2 separate regions of the Mus musculus genome follow, and region 2 is linked to region 1. A link is a contact called in ENCODE Hi-C or POLR2A ChIA-PET data. All regions are on one chromosome and are shown on one strand. The core of a region is the stretch at or near the end of the contact, and the rest is flanking DNA. Distances in the headings are between cores, read along the strand shown. Region 1 holds the start of Bmf (BCL2 modifying factor). Region 2 has its middle 11 kb from the start of Gm32684.

The links. Hi-C counts contacts between places; a loop is a spot of excess contacts on that map. ChIA-PET counts read pairs that join two places held with the same protein, here RNA polymerase II (POLR2A).
Region 2: a map of heart shows a loop between it and region 1 (2.7-fold over the local background). The contact joins the enhancer-like site here to the promoter of Bmf in region 1. A Hi-C loop is called at or near these places in 12 of 37 maps with a recorded cell type or tissue (adrenal gland, gastrocnemius, heart and 2 more). POLR2A ChIA-PET finds 5 or more read pairs at or near these places in 2 of 5 experiments (Patski and embryonic stem cell).

What each region holds. Positions count from the first base shown.
Region 1 is chr2:118,546,110-118,553,269 of GRCm38, reverse strand. It overlaps Bmf (BCL2 modifying factor), which reads left to right and starts at 3,584. Exons shown (of 5, transcript NM_138313.4): 1 at 3,584-3,730; 2 at 4,100-4,229; 3 at 6,258-6,554. The coding sequence starts at 3,608.
Region 2 is chr2:118,506,768-118,513,927 of GRCm38, reverse strand. No RefSeq gene overlaps it. Among named protein-coding and RNA genes, the nearest start is that of Gm32684, 11 kb to the right of the region's middle. Within about 2 kb of position 3,412, at least 1 of the 3 ENCODE cell types and tissues checked has a DNase peak (open chromatin) inside an H3K27ac peak, as active enhancers do; it is heart, where a contact is called at or near this core.

The DNA.
Region 1 (7,160 bases), core at 2,335-4,834:
CACTTCTGTCCTAGAGAGGCCACCCTCTTCTGGTGTTGGTGAAGCAGAAGGAAGTATACTTTGATTGGAACTTTCTAGTCCTTGGGAAGATGAAGCCAACTTCTTTCCCTTGGTCTAGGCCTCAGGTAGGAGAGGAACCCAAAGCACAGCTCTGATACCTGGTTTGGGATTTTTTTTTTAAGTAAACTGTCCACACTGACAATGACCTTATGATGTCCCAAATATGGACCAGGGTCAGTTGACCTTATCTCTGCCTCCTAGAGGGATTCCCTCTGCAGATGAGCACCTAAGGAAAGCCAGGTGTCCCGAGGACAAACACAATTTAGACAAGACACTTACTGAGATGCCCCCAGGCTGCTTTCTTTTCCTACATTGTAACACTAGTTTCTGTTCCTTTTGAAATGGGAAACTGTGCACTCCTGTATTCCCTCTGCAAATGTGTACTGAGCAGTCTCTGAAACAAGACTGAGCCTATGCTGGGTGCCACAGTTCACAGGACCCTGAACTCCACACCCATCTTCTACATTGGGTTTCTGAATCCTGAGATGCTGTCTCTCCAGCATATGAGTCTTCTACCTGAATCCCCAAGAACATAATTAGTGAGTAATAAGTTCACTAACCTGCACATCAAGTTTCTCCATGTGCACAACTTGCAGAAGCCAATCTGTTCTGGAATATTCTTTGAAATCACAGCAATCTTCCTACCATACCTCTTCAGTGCTGGGATTACAGCAGGTATTGCCTCCACACTTGTCTAGTTTATTATTGTTGTTGTTATTGTTTTGTGGGGAGACAGACTGATGCACAGAGAATTTGCCAAGGCCTGAATAAGAATGATCCCTGTAGGCTCATATATTTGACTGCTTAGTAACCAGGGAGAAGAACTGTTTGAAATGATTAGAAGGATTAGGAGATGTGGCTTTGTTGGAGGAAGTGTGTCACTGAGAGTAGGCTTTGAGGTTTCAAAAGCCTATGCTAGACCCAGTCTTACTCTGCCAGTGGATCAGGATGTAGCTCCTACCTACATTTCTAGCACTGTGCTATCATCCTGTCCACCATGATGATAATGGGCTAATCATCTGAAACTGTAGGCAAGCCCCCAGTTAAATGCTTTCTGTTGTAAGAGTTGCCATGATCAGGGTGTCTCTTCCCAGCAATAGAACAGTGACTGAGACAGCCCCCAAGAGATGCACTTGAGCCGCCTTAGGCACAGGCCCAAGTGGAACACCAATGGTGAGAATGAAGGGAAGGGACGGAAGGAGTTCAGTGCATGAGGAGCAGAGGTGGCTTCCTCATGCTTTGCTGAGCTACATGGGTCCAAGGTCACCCTGACCCTCTGACATTCTCACTTGGCCAAGCCTCCTGGAAGGATAATGTACCTCCCTTTGGCTCCAGCATCTCTTGTTGGACAGCTATCAACTCCTGGCAGGCTTGGGCTACTGGCCAATCCTACTTGACCCTTCCCTTTGTCTTTCCCCTCATTCCTGTACTCTGGGATTAGCATTTTCTTACAGGAGCAACCGCAGAGCACAGCCCTCTGCGGGCCTGCTTCACTCTTCTTTCAGATGGTTTTGAGAGAACAAAGAAAATAATAGACAGTAAAAGCCCAGGAGCCTGGCAGGAGGGTGCAGGGCTGCAATCCCAGCTTTTGGGAGCTGGAGGCAGAAGGTCATCATTGTCTACATACAGAGTTTGAGGTCAGCCTGGTACACACAAGGCACTATCTCAAAAAAAAGGGGGGGGGCTCTGCAGTGAAGTTCGCTTGTTGCTCTTGCAGAGGACTAGTGTTTGGTTCTCAGCACCCACATGGTGGCTCACACCCATCCTTAACTCCAATTTCAGGAGATTCCACCCCCTCTTATAGTCCCCTTGGGCATCAGGCACACACCTGGTACACACACATGCATGAAGGCAAAACACCCACACGAATAAAGTAAAAATAAATATATCTAAAAACAATTAAAAAAGAAAAACAGAAAGAAAGAAACCAAAGTAAATAAATAAAAATTTTAAAACAAAAAATAGCCAAAGACAATTGAGTCTGGGAGCCCCAGATCCAGCCAGCTTGTATCTTAGAGCAGACTGTAAGTAGAGACTGTAACTAAGCCCAGCTTCTCTGCTTTGCCCGTGTCTCTATTGCAGCTCATTTAGGTTGTGGCAGGGCTCTGTTCCTTTCACTGATTTCTGCCTCCCCACTCAGTTTTCCCCAAAATTCATCTTCTGTAAAATCTTTGCTACCAGTCCTCTATAAAGTAATTCCTTGGGGCTGAAGAGATGGCTCAGTGGTTAAAAGCACTGGTTGCTCTTCCAGAGGACCCAGGTTCAATTCCAAGAACTCACACGGCAGTTCATAGCTGTCTGTAACTCTGGTTCCGGATGACACGCTGTCACAAAGACATACATACAGGCGAAACACTAACGCACATAAAATAAAAATTAACAAATTACTTTTAAAAAATACAGACTCCTCAGCCTGGTATTCCAGGGGGCACCTCTGCAATCTGACCTGAATCTACCTGCCCATACCCTCACATCCTAAATCATAGTGAAGATGCCAGAGAGCTTGATGGGGGGGAGGGGGGACGGGGGGGGCGTGCAGCTGATCTTGCTTTCCAGACATGTTAAGTACTTTATTCTAGCTCCCTGACCTCTCTGGGTCAGGACTGTTTTATTTGGTTTTTATTTAGTGAAATATTCCCCATTCTTCAAGGCCCGACTCAAAAATCTTTGCTTATTATCCCTAAAATAGCACCATTCAAGCTGGTTTCCATCATTCACATGTGAAGTATCGGTTCATTGAGGTCAGGCACCAGAAGTCTAGCACTTAGACCAGGACCTGGCACATAGTAGGTGTTCAAAAAAATGTGGAGTCATCCCTAGATTGGCCATAGTACACGAGATGCGTTTTGCTTTCTTAGCAGTCCAAGAACAGCCTTCTGCTGCTGCCATAGATAGGGCTGTCCGAGCTACCCCTTTGATTTCCCCTCTGCTAGAGTCCTTTTTTCAACAGTGATCTTCCACAGTCTAGAAGAGAGGACATGGCCTTTCTTTGCACTTGATGGATCCGAATGTCATTTGGTTCTAGATGCAGACACACGTGTTCTCCTCCAGCTTTCCTCAGACACGCCCAACAGGAAAGAGGGCAGTTTTTTGTTTTGGTTTTTTATTTGTTTTGCTTTTTTTTTATTAGGGACCAGCAGCTCGGTTTTTTTTTTTTTCCGCTATATATTACAAGGCGCGTCTGAAAACTCCCAGTCTCCTCCTGAGCCGGCTTTTTGGAAGTCCTGCAATAACTCAGCCCATTTCCAAGTAGACAAAAGTCACTTAGGCGTCTTGTCCCCCCACTACCTAGTAGAAAACCTAGGGACTCTCTGTCGTTTCTGGGGCTTGCATTAGGAACCGAATCCTCACCCTCTACAGCGCTCCAATTGCGCTTCTGACGGAGGTCAGAAATGCGCCCGGCCCCTTATAATGTTTCCAAGGGAAGGTTTGTACATTGGTGATTGTCCCTGGCAGCTGCCCAGCTTGAGACTTGGACCTCCACTTGCCATTGGTCAGTGGTTGGAGTGACGCAAAGAGGGGCGGGGCCTCATCAGCTGTTTGCGGGATGCCCGGAGCGGGCGTATTTTGGAAACAATACCGCGCGGTGTGCCGTGGCCTCCTCCCGCGCCAGCTCGCGCCTGCAGCAGTCGCTGCCGCAGCCCGCGCCACCGCCTCCCACCGCAGCCCGGTGAGCGCCCGGGCGGCGGGGGGCTAGGCGGAGTTGGATCGTACCTCCTCCGGGAAGTGGGGAGCGGAGTCGCGCAGCGCGTGGGGGCCCGGGGAAGGGTTTGGACTGCGGGCATCTGGGGTGACCACGGGGAGTTGGGGTGCAGGGATGTGGGAACGAGGTGCAGAGCACAAATTTGTGGTTGCTGCTCCAAGAGGGGCTTTCGGGAAGCATTTGGAATTCGGAGTTAAAAGTAGGTGAGCAAATGATCCTGGGGTCCACTGCCAAGCTCCCGGACGCTCTGGCCTCCGGGTGTAACTGTGGGGTGGGGCCGTAAGTTGTGGTGCATTTTGCCTCCCTGCGGAGTCTGAAGGCTCCTCTTCTTAACAGCTGGAGTTTGCCCCCTTCTTCCCAATCGAGTGTGGGCACCAAGCCCCCCGAGTGTTCTTCACCCTGGACCCTGGCGCAGAGCCCTGGCATCACAACTCGGAGGCTGAGACGCTGTCCTGGAGTCACCCAGGTGTGTGTGCGTGTGTGCATGTGCGTGCGCGTGTGTCCTGAGATCTTAGCCACTATTGAGTTCAAGGTATCTGGCTAGTGCTAACTCCTAAGAGGAGGAGTTTATATTGAGCATCCTAGTTGGATCGCCGAAGTTCTGCGATGGCTCCAGCGGACTTTAAGACCTTTGCTAGGAATAAAGCATTCCCTGGCGGTGCTCTCAGGAAGTGCCCTCTTCCTATCAGTCTGGACTTTACCACTTTAGCTCAGGGAAGCTGAGGGTCTCCACTCTTCCCCAGTTTACTTTTGACTTTGCCCAGAGCCCCTCCGAGGTTCACACTAACTGGAGAGCCACCTGCAGTTCTTGTGCAAAGTGGGGGGGGGTCCTCCGCGTTTTCAGAGCCACACCCTCTGGCTGCACCTCCCCCACTGTCCAGTCTAGGCAAGGGTTGAACTTTGGGGCTTTGCTGGGAGGGGGAGGGGAGTGATAGGCTTCAAAAGAAACACCAAGACAATGACTCCTGCTTGTGATTGGCTCTGGAGAGTCCCTACTTTGGTTGGGATAGCCACACTGCAAAGAAGAGGTTGAAGGACAGAAGAAGCACTGCTAGGTGACATCTCTTGGTCCTTTCATCTGGAAACTTTACGCTGGAGTTACCCCTTTCCTATCGGAACAATAGCAGGCATGGAGTCATTCTCCAGGGAAGAGGGCACAGGACTACGGATAGCTCAGGGGTGGGATGGGGTAAGGCTTGAGGGTTGAAGTAAGAACCTCACAGAGCTTGCATTTGGGAAAGTAAGGTTTCTGAACCTAACTGAGATTTCTGTAAAGACTTAGCCCCACAAACTACTTGGCTTGTCTTTCAAAGGCAATAAAGTGGGGATCGGAACTCCCTGGAATCCCCAGCAGTCTGATGATGACAAAATTTGTCCTTGCATCTCCTTAACCATTCAGGTGCTTGTTGATGCTTCTGGTTGCCCCAGGGGCCCTAACTCAGGCGAGGTCAGCTTGGAAGTTCAAGCTGCCGGGTGACTCCAAGTGCAGAATTTCATGAGCTGTCAGGTGGAGCGAGAGGAACTTAACACTAAGAAACAGCCCCACTGTGTAGGCAGGGAGAGAGCGCTCAGCAGGAGGGCTGAATTTCACTTCCTTCTGCGAGGCACTTTGCACCTATCTCAGGTTCAGCTCTGGCAGGAATGGGAGGCTGAGTGGATGAGAATTGGAAGTCACGAAGATTAGCGAGTAGAATTAGCTGGACACTTTGCTAGAGGCCGATTCAACCCTCCAGATTAACCTGTGGTGAGCAGGCAGCTTTGCTCCTCTGGACGGGAGCTAAGCCAGCTGGCCAGCTGGAGTGACTAAGTTACGTCCCCTGTTCCAGGACACACTCACCACACCACAGAGCCTGTTTGTTGTGTTGTGCAAGGAGGGGGTGGAGATGTGCAGCAGGGTGGGGCTTAGCACGTTAGGAGGGAACCTGGCTGCTCTACAATTCCTGGCTCTTGTTTTTGCTGCTTAGCCTGGAGTTCAGACTTCGCCGAGAGCCTGGAGGTTCCTGCTTAGGAAGTGTGTGTGTGTGTGTGTGTGTGTGTGCACATAAGTATGTTGTGCACTTTTGTATAGTCAGTAAGTGTCCCCTTCTGAGCCTCCACAGCCACTTACAGAGGCTAGTCTTGCTTCTATGTCCCCAGGTACCCGGTGGTAGCACCTGATCCTACCCTTGCTGTTGCTCGCAAATCCTCAGTGTCAAACTTTGTGACCAGCCTAGGTCAGAGGAGGGGGTGGGGTGGGGGATGGGGGGAGGGTGGCTCTGGCAGGTACAGAGAAAAGGCATGGAGGGGCCCTGACCATAGAGGCCACATTTTGGGGGTGAATGTCACCCTTGGTGGTGTTTTATTACCAGGGTTGTGTATCATCAGAAGTTGGCTTGGTTCCCTCACATAAGAAGAGCAGGGGTGGGGGGTGAGGGGGGAAGGAAGGAGGGGAGGGGAATCCTAGGTCTGGCCTCAGTAGGACAGCAGCCCAGATGCTTCCATTGTTCTCTGACAGGAGAGATGGAGCCACCTCAGTGTGTGGAGGAGCTAGAAGATGATGTGTTCCAGTCAGAGGATGGGGAGCCAGGGACACAGCCTGGGGGCTTGCTCTCTGCTGACCTGTTTGCCCAGAGCCAGCTGGACTGTCCCCTCAGTCGACTCCAGCTCTTCCCTCTCACCCATTGCTGTGGTCCCGGACTCCGGCCCATAAGCCAGGAAGACAAGGCCACTCAGACCCTCAGTCCAGCTTCCCCAAGCCAGGGTGTCATGCTGCCTTGTGGGGTGACAGAGGAACCCCAGAGACTCTTTTACGGTGAGTGCTCTTAACCTTAGAGATTGGGGGAAAGAGGGGACTTTCCCTCCCTAAACCTGCTCTGTACTATTTCCTTCCTCAAACTGAACAGCCAGGGCTATCTATTCAAGAGCTTTCAGCCTTCCTCACCTGAGCTTGGGCCCCCAATAGAGCAAACTGCTTTGTTCTTTCTGTTCTTCTTGGAGGGGTTTCTTGGTCCCTGCAATCTCCTTTCACATCCTATGTCGTTTCAGTGGCTCTGCCCTTTGGCCCCAGTGCTGATTTGCCTTTCTCGAGGTGGAAGGGAGTTTTAAACCATGTGTCACTGTACCACTCAGCCAGTACTTATACGGAAGATTCCCAAAGACAGAAGGTGGCTTCCAGTTGCCATTTGGGACTTTCTGTGCTGGGAAGGGGAACTGGAGAAAGAGGTTGGGCCTATCTGGGCTCAGTGCCAGGAGAGGGGTTGTTACTAAGGCTAAATCAGACAAGACCCCTTCATTTGTGGGCTTCAAGGGTTTGTTTTATGAGAAATATGCCCTCCTCTGGCAAGAGGGCAGGATTAGACACTCGGTCTGTTTTCTTCTTTTAGTGCACTGGCCTGTGGAGGGAGGGTAAAGGCTCAGA
Region 2 (7,160 bases), core at 2,163-4,662, 39 kb after region 1:
CCCCCATTATAGGACAAGGTTTCTCTGTGTAGCCTTGGCTGTCCTGGAACATACTCTGTAGAGCAGGCCGGCCTCTGCCTCCAGACTGGTGGAACTGAAGCTATCCCTCAGCAGTGTCTGATTTAGCTTCTATTTCTTTAAGGTGCGTTGCTTCTGCTGGGTTTGGAGACACCTACCTGTAATCCCAGCACATTTGCAGGAGGCTAAGGCTAAAGGATTTCTAGCTTAGGCTAGCCTGGGTTACAGAATGTCAGAAGACCTTGTCTCAAAAAGCAAGCAAGCAAATGAAGAGACATTGCTGCCTTTCAAAGAGCAGTCATTTACCGGAACTGGCACTCTTTCTGGCATATGAGCGTGAGCTACAGAATGGGTTTCTCCCCACAGGTAGGGTGTTCCCTGTAACACTTCTCAGCCTTTGCGACTTGTCAGTCAGGATTCAGCTTGCTCCAGTAACCCTTCTGTTACACCAGCACAGTTGTCTCCTCTCCCAGGCTTGGCTCACTTAGGACTCCCTGTCATTACAACAAGCACTTCCAAGTCCATGTGAACTAATTCTGTAAGGAAAGCCTGAGACACTGGTGGGTCACACAAGTGACGAAAATGGCTAAAATCCATGAATTCCCTTTCTCATCTCATCACTGGACTTGGGGTAAATCACTCAGATCCAGCGATGTTAAGTTCCTGCCCCAAGTAGGAGTAGCCGGTTCCCCTTCAACTTCTACCCAGCATCCTCCCAATCTTTGATGATGGAAATTCCCCATCCTCCCTCCTCTTCCCCTTTGGGGCATGGGAAGTCTTTTTGCTGACTCATTTGTCCTCTGTCTCACAGTCCAGAACCCCTTTCTCTGAAGTTCAAATAGATAGTCTCGTGTTTTTTGAGTCTTGTCCACAAGGCTCACTCTTGTGGCTTCTCAAAGAACCAGCTCCTTGGCTTCTTGGAATCTAGATCAGGGTGTGTTCTAGGCCGAATGGACTCACTGTTCACCTGGTCTCCTGGCTTGCCTATCTATTTAGATTATCCATTTCTGGAGAGGGTGGGCTTCTGTGGAAAGGGTGAACTTGGGGCTCTGTTTCTCTCCGGGCACGAAAGGCAGTTGCCCCAGAGGATGTATGGAGAGTGAACAGCAGGACCTTCCATCCCCCGTCCTCTTTGGTGGAGGAGGAGAGGGGCGGGGAGGGCAAGGGTGGCGGTTAGCACTCACTGAGCCAGCGTGTATCCTTGAGCACCGTGTAAGTTTTCTAAGGGTAGTTAGAATGGATCCAGTCCAGTTCAAGCCTTGGAGAACCAGATACTCCCCATCAGAGAGTTATGGCCTTGACTGACAGCCAGGAACGGACAACATTCTCAGTTCTGAGGCCTCTTCTGAGAGGCCTAGGATCAAAAACATCTTCTCTGTGAATGGGCTCAGTAGTTAAACTTCCTCAGAAAGGCAGCGTGTGGGATACATTCTCATGGCACGGGTGGCCAGGAAGTACAGCCTGCGGAAGCATGTTCCTGAACAATCCATGAACCTTTCCCAGGGTTGGTGGCTCTGGATGCCGTGAAGTTAGTGACCAGAAGCCCTCTCTCCCTCCCAAAGGCCTGCTTCAGATGACCCCTCTGCTCTCAGGATACTCCTGACCTGCTGGAGGGAGAGGCAGGGGGAAAGGAAAGGGTAGTTTCCTCGAGAGACCAGGGCAGGGGACCAGCAGGGAAAGCTGCTTGTCTGGAGAGGAAACTAGACTGAAGCTCTTTGAACTTCTCCCAGGAGCTGACGGGAAGGTTGCACAAACACCATCAGGCTCAGCCAGGATGTGAAGGGAGCAGCCAGGATGAAGTAGCTCCTCTGAAGGCTTCTCACCCGGCCCAAGGGCTGAGGAGGGAGAAATAACCCTCGCCCATCACCCGACAGCATCCCCAATACCATCGCATCGGCAGAGTCAGAAGAGGGGATGTAGAGGAAGCAGAAGCTGTGGGTTGGCGCCCACAGGGGAGGCAGGTACAAGCAACACGAGGGAAAGGGCAGCCATGGCCCATCAGCAATGGCCTTAGGCAAGGCTGTGAGCTGAGTCAGCTACCTGTCCTGGGGCACCCAGGGAAAAAAAGATGGCTCTTAAGCTGGTGTTAATTAAACCCAGCTCAGAACCCTTCTGTACACGGGGCCCTGAGGAACTGACTGCATTAGGGTGGAGTGAGAGGCTAAGCAGGGAGAAGAGTCCTGTGTAAGGGGGAAGGGTGAATCTGGACTGGATGGGGAAGGAGGTGGGAGAGATTCCCTGAGGAGTCCTTTTTAACTTTCAGACAGGACTTCACATCTCTGAAAACACATAACGAAGGTGACAATTTTATGAGCCAAGTTATGCGTAGCACATTTTATGTTCCTAAACGACCTAAGTGCTTTTTGTAGGTCCTTCAAGGACACTAAAAAGTAAGTGTTGGGACCAGAGTGATAGATAGCCCTAGCCCTTGCCGCTCTTCCACAGGACCCAGGTTCGGTTCCTAACACCCATGTCAGGGGCCTCACACACACACTCAGATGTAAATACAGTCAAATCCTCCCATCCCACCTGTCCAAGCGTGCGGACATTTCTCACCCACACTTTTATCCCTCCCTGTGTTGTTTTCTGCTTCAAGACCATCACTTTGTTTGGTGGGTCATTCGCTCTCCTACCCACTCCGTCCTCTCAAGCTCAGCGCTCCCCTCAGTGATCAGTCAGTCATGGTTCAAACCCCCTCTGGAAACCAGAGCTCACAAAAGGAGGGGAAAGTGAGGGAAATACAGGGCGAAGAGTGCTGAAACCTGTGGGAGTAACACCTGCGCTCAGACTCGGAGAGGCCAACTTCCGTTGGAGGTATGGACACACTGTTGCTGGTTGGCCCTAAGGATGCTGATGTCTGACACCATCTAAGTCAAGAAGGCCTGTTCCCCGACATGTCCCACTATCGTCCTGGAGGACTTTGTGGGGATAGGAAAAGAACCCCTTTCATCTGGCAGACTCCAGCCCAGCTCTGTCCTCACTGCGGGAGGACATGGCCTGTTCTGTAAACCCAATCTTCAATCCCCCTAGTCTATGAGGCCCAGATCAGCCTGTGACAGAAGAGCCTTGATCAAGAACAGACTTGGGAAGGATCAAAAATCAGTGTCCAGGGTGTATGTGTGTGTAGGGGCAACTGGTAATTCCACCCCACCTGCAGTGCTGGTGGAGGCGGGAGCCCAGCCAGCGGGTGACAGTGAGCGCCCAGGGGAGGCCTCGTGCCCTCTCTGTGAGGGTGACTGAATCTGCCAGCTGTGGGGCCTGTCCGTGCCAAGTCTGCCCTGGCTCCGTCTAGTCGTAATCGATGCTGGCGCCAGGCCAGGCCCCCTGCCAGCTCCGGTCACACTCGGCTAGCGCGAGAGGCCCAGCCCATTAACTCCTCGCCAAGGCCCATTGTCTGGGTCCCTGCCCGGTGGTTTATTTACTCCAGGCTGGACGAGAGGTGGCGGCCAGTGCGGGCGGCCAGGCGGGCGGGCGGGAGAGGATGGGGTGGCAGGGGAGGCCAGAGTGGGGCAGCCTCCAGAGCCCCAGGGCAGGGCCTGCTGTTGGGGCTTTTGTTGTGATTTTAGTGGCTTGAAAGATTGCTGGTAGAAGCAGATGCACTTCCAAGCCCACTTCAGTGGGCTTCTCAGAGGTGCAGGCTCTGTAGACTAGAGACCCTTACACCCTATCCACAACCCATACACCCCACTCACCCTCATGGCCCCTTGAAGTTTTTTATTTTTCCCTCAAGTACCCTTTTTAGCTTTTTAAGTTGGCGCTTAAATCTTTTTATCCCAAGTTTAGTTACCAAGGTCATCCTTTGCAGCGTTTTAAGGAACACATGCCTTTATTATACAGAATAGTCAGGAAGTTTTAGAGGAAAATTATTAGTGACACTTTACAACTAAAATTTAACATCTTTCTTTTTTCTTTCTTTTTTTTGGTTCAATTTTTCATTACATCTGTTTACTTATTTGTACGATGTGAGTGGTTTATGTCCTGGCAGGTTAGAGGACAACTTGCTGGCTTTGATTCTCTCCTTTTATCCTGTGGGTCCCAGGGATCAAATTCAGCTTGTTAGCTTTGGCAACAGACACCCTTCGCCTTCTGAGCTGTCCACCTGGCTTGATTTCTCATTCATTTGTTTGTTTTGTTTGAGACAGAGTCTCACTCCCTAGCTGGGGCTAACCTGGAACTCACTATATAGCCCAGGCTAGCCTTCAACTCACTTGTGGCCGTCTTCCTGCCGCAAGTGCTGGCATTACAGGTTTGAACTCGTGGATTTCTTTTAAACTAGCCAGTGCTGGCTAAACATTGAAGCATTCTTTCCCCCCAGTAGTTTCACACTGAATAAAAATGAGGATATGACCACTCTCCTACATAAAATCGAGGAGAAAGTTTTTATTGTAGACATGATGGCGAGAACAGCCAGAGCATCTGTAAGAGTCCAGACTGAGCCAGACTCGGGTGGCGCATGCCTTTAATCCCAGCACTTGGGAGGCAGAGGCACGCAGATTTCTGAGTTCGTAGGCCAGACTGGTCTACAGAGTGAGTTCCAGGACAGCCAGGGGAACACAGAGAAACCCTGTCTCGGGGGAAGTGGGGGGGGGGGGAAGAGTTCAGACTGAACATGGCCCACAGAATAGACCGGGCCATGGGGGACGGGGACCAAGAGGGGAACCAAGAAGCCAAGAGAGGGCATTGTCAAAATGGCTGAATTTTATAGGAAAAGAAAAACTGGGAGAAAGGAAGCAAAGCCCAGGGGCTGGAGAGGTTTAGGGTGAGAAGTGCGGCGAGGAGCCAGGACTCTGTAACAGATGTTTGCAATGCTGAGAACCTGGCAGCCAGTGTCTGCTTTGATATGTAACACACACCATTCAATGTCCATTTAAAAACCATAGTGGAACAAACTAATGTTTTTATTTATTTGTCTGCTGGAGACAAGATCTTGCTGTGTAGTACAGGCTGGCCTCAAACTGAAGATCTTCCTGCTTCAAACTCCCAACTAATTTTTAAATTAATTAACTAATTAATTAAGGACAGGGTTTCTCTGTGTAGCCCTGGACACCCTGGAAGTTGCTCTGTTAAGAGACAGTTTCCTGAGTCCAGCCATCGCAGGAATGAGTTCCACCTTGCTGGCAGGATCAAAACTGAGTTCATGTTCCCGGGCCCTGGAATTCAACTCCTATCCTGCTTCTTCAGATGCTTCATGTTTGTCTGTTAATCAGTAAAGGATATAAAGAAGAAGATGCTGTTGTCCCGTTATCTAAACTAAGGCACACAAGTTAGAACTGTCCTGCTAGTCTTGACTTAATTGACTACATGCAGCTTGCCCACTTCTTTGTTCCCTTATCATTCTAAATTCAAGACCAGAGTTCAGAAGGGGACCTGACTGCAAAAGCAGAATCCAGGACCCTGAAACCAGGAGACTCAGAGAAGCTCAGAGACAAATGCTAACTTCTTTGTTTATCCCCTGATGTCAAAATATGATTGGTCAACGCAACAGCCCACACTGCTGCTCCTCCTCATTTTGTGTTCCCATCCTATAAAAATGTTGTACAGTCTCCCTTTGAGGACAAGGTGCCGATCCCAAGCTGGCTGCTTCCCTGAACACTCAGAAAATAAAGCTTTCACTTGAAGCTTCCAAATCTAAAGCGAATTTTCTTGGCTTCCACCTTGAACCCAACAGCTCTGTAGACCATGCTGGCCTTGAATTCAGAGATCTGCCTGCCTCTGTCTCCTGAGTGCTAAGATTAAAGGTGTACATGATCATTTGTGGGTGTTTTGTTTCTTTGGTTTAATAAAAATAATGAAAGTTTTATTTTATTTTTAACTGTGTGCGTATGTGGAGGGTGTGGGGTGTGTGTGTGTGTGTCTGCAGGAATGTACACATGTGAATACAGGTGCCCTTAGAATCCAAAAGAGGGCATCTGATCCTCTACAGTTAGAATTACAGGCAGTTATAAGCTGCCAGGTGTGTGGCAGGAACTAAACTTAAGTCTTCTGCAAGCGCAGTGATGTTGGATTCATTACTGCCCCCACCCCCACCCCAGGAGGGACTTGAACTCCTGATTCTCTTGCCTGCATCTTCCATGGGCAGACTAAAACTTTAACACTTTTCTTTTCTGGTTTTTGGCATCAGGGTTTCTCTGTGTAGCCCTGGTTGTCCTGGAATTCTCTCTGTAGACCAGGCTGGCCTTGAACTCACAGAGATCTGCCTGCCTCTGCTCCCACGTGCTGGAATTAAAGGTGTGCTTCACCACCTCCTGAGCACTTTAATACTTTTTATAAAGCTCTGAATGTTCTTATGATTTTAGCTATTGTAATAGTTACTATTTAATTGATCAGAACAGCATTGATTATGAAATTTGATAAATATTAAATGTAAAAAGTAAATTTTTATTAGCAATGTATCATTTCCTTTTTAAAAATTATTTTTTGTGTATATTCGTGTGATTCGTATGTGCACCACAGCGCACTTGGATTTGTGTGGGTCCAAGTCTCACTCTCTACTACACTGACGTCACTACTCTCCTACTACATGGCTGCTGGGGACAGAGCTCTGGCTGTCAGGCTTGGCAGGAAGCAACTTCCCCTGATGAGTCAGTCTCTCCTGCCCAGAACAGGATCCCTTAATGAACTGATTGTGCATTTTTTGTTCCTAATTGGTGAATGTTATAGGATGATGATGATAATGGCTTATCGCTTGACTGACCGATATGTTTCAACATCGGTTTTCATTCTCTTTGTGGATTACAGACAACCCCCTTTATAAGGCCTCATTATGTTGTTTAGACTGACCATAAACTTGGGGTCCTCCTGCCATACTGAATGCTGAAGTCACAGGTGTGCACTGCCAGGCCTGGCTCCTGCTTTGGTTTGAGGGACAGTGTCAGAGTTGGAGACCAGTGTGTCTCACTACAGGGATGTCATTCAATTCTTTGCACTTCTTCCAGGCTATATAGTATTATCAAAGAATCACTGATGGTTTGATCAGTCGCTCCTATTTTGATGAGAGCAGAGAACTGGAAAGTGCTTCGCTTGCTTCTCCTTACCTACCCCACTACCCCAGGCTGAGGTGCCACAGGTCTCAATCCTTTCATCCTTCGTGTGTGTGTGTGTGTGTGTGTGTGTGTGTGTGTGCGCGCGCGCGCGCGCGTGCA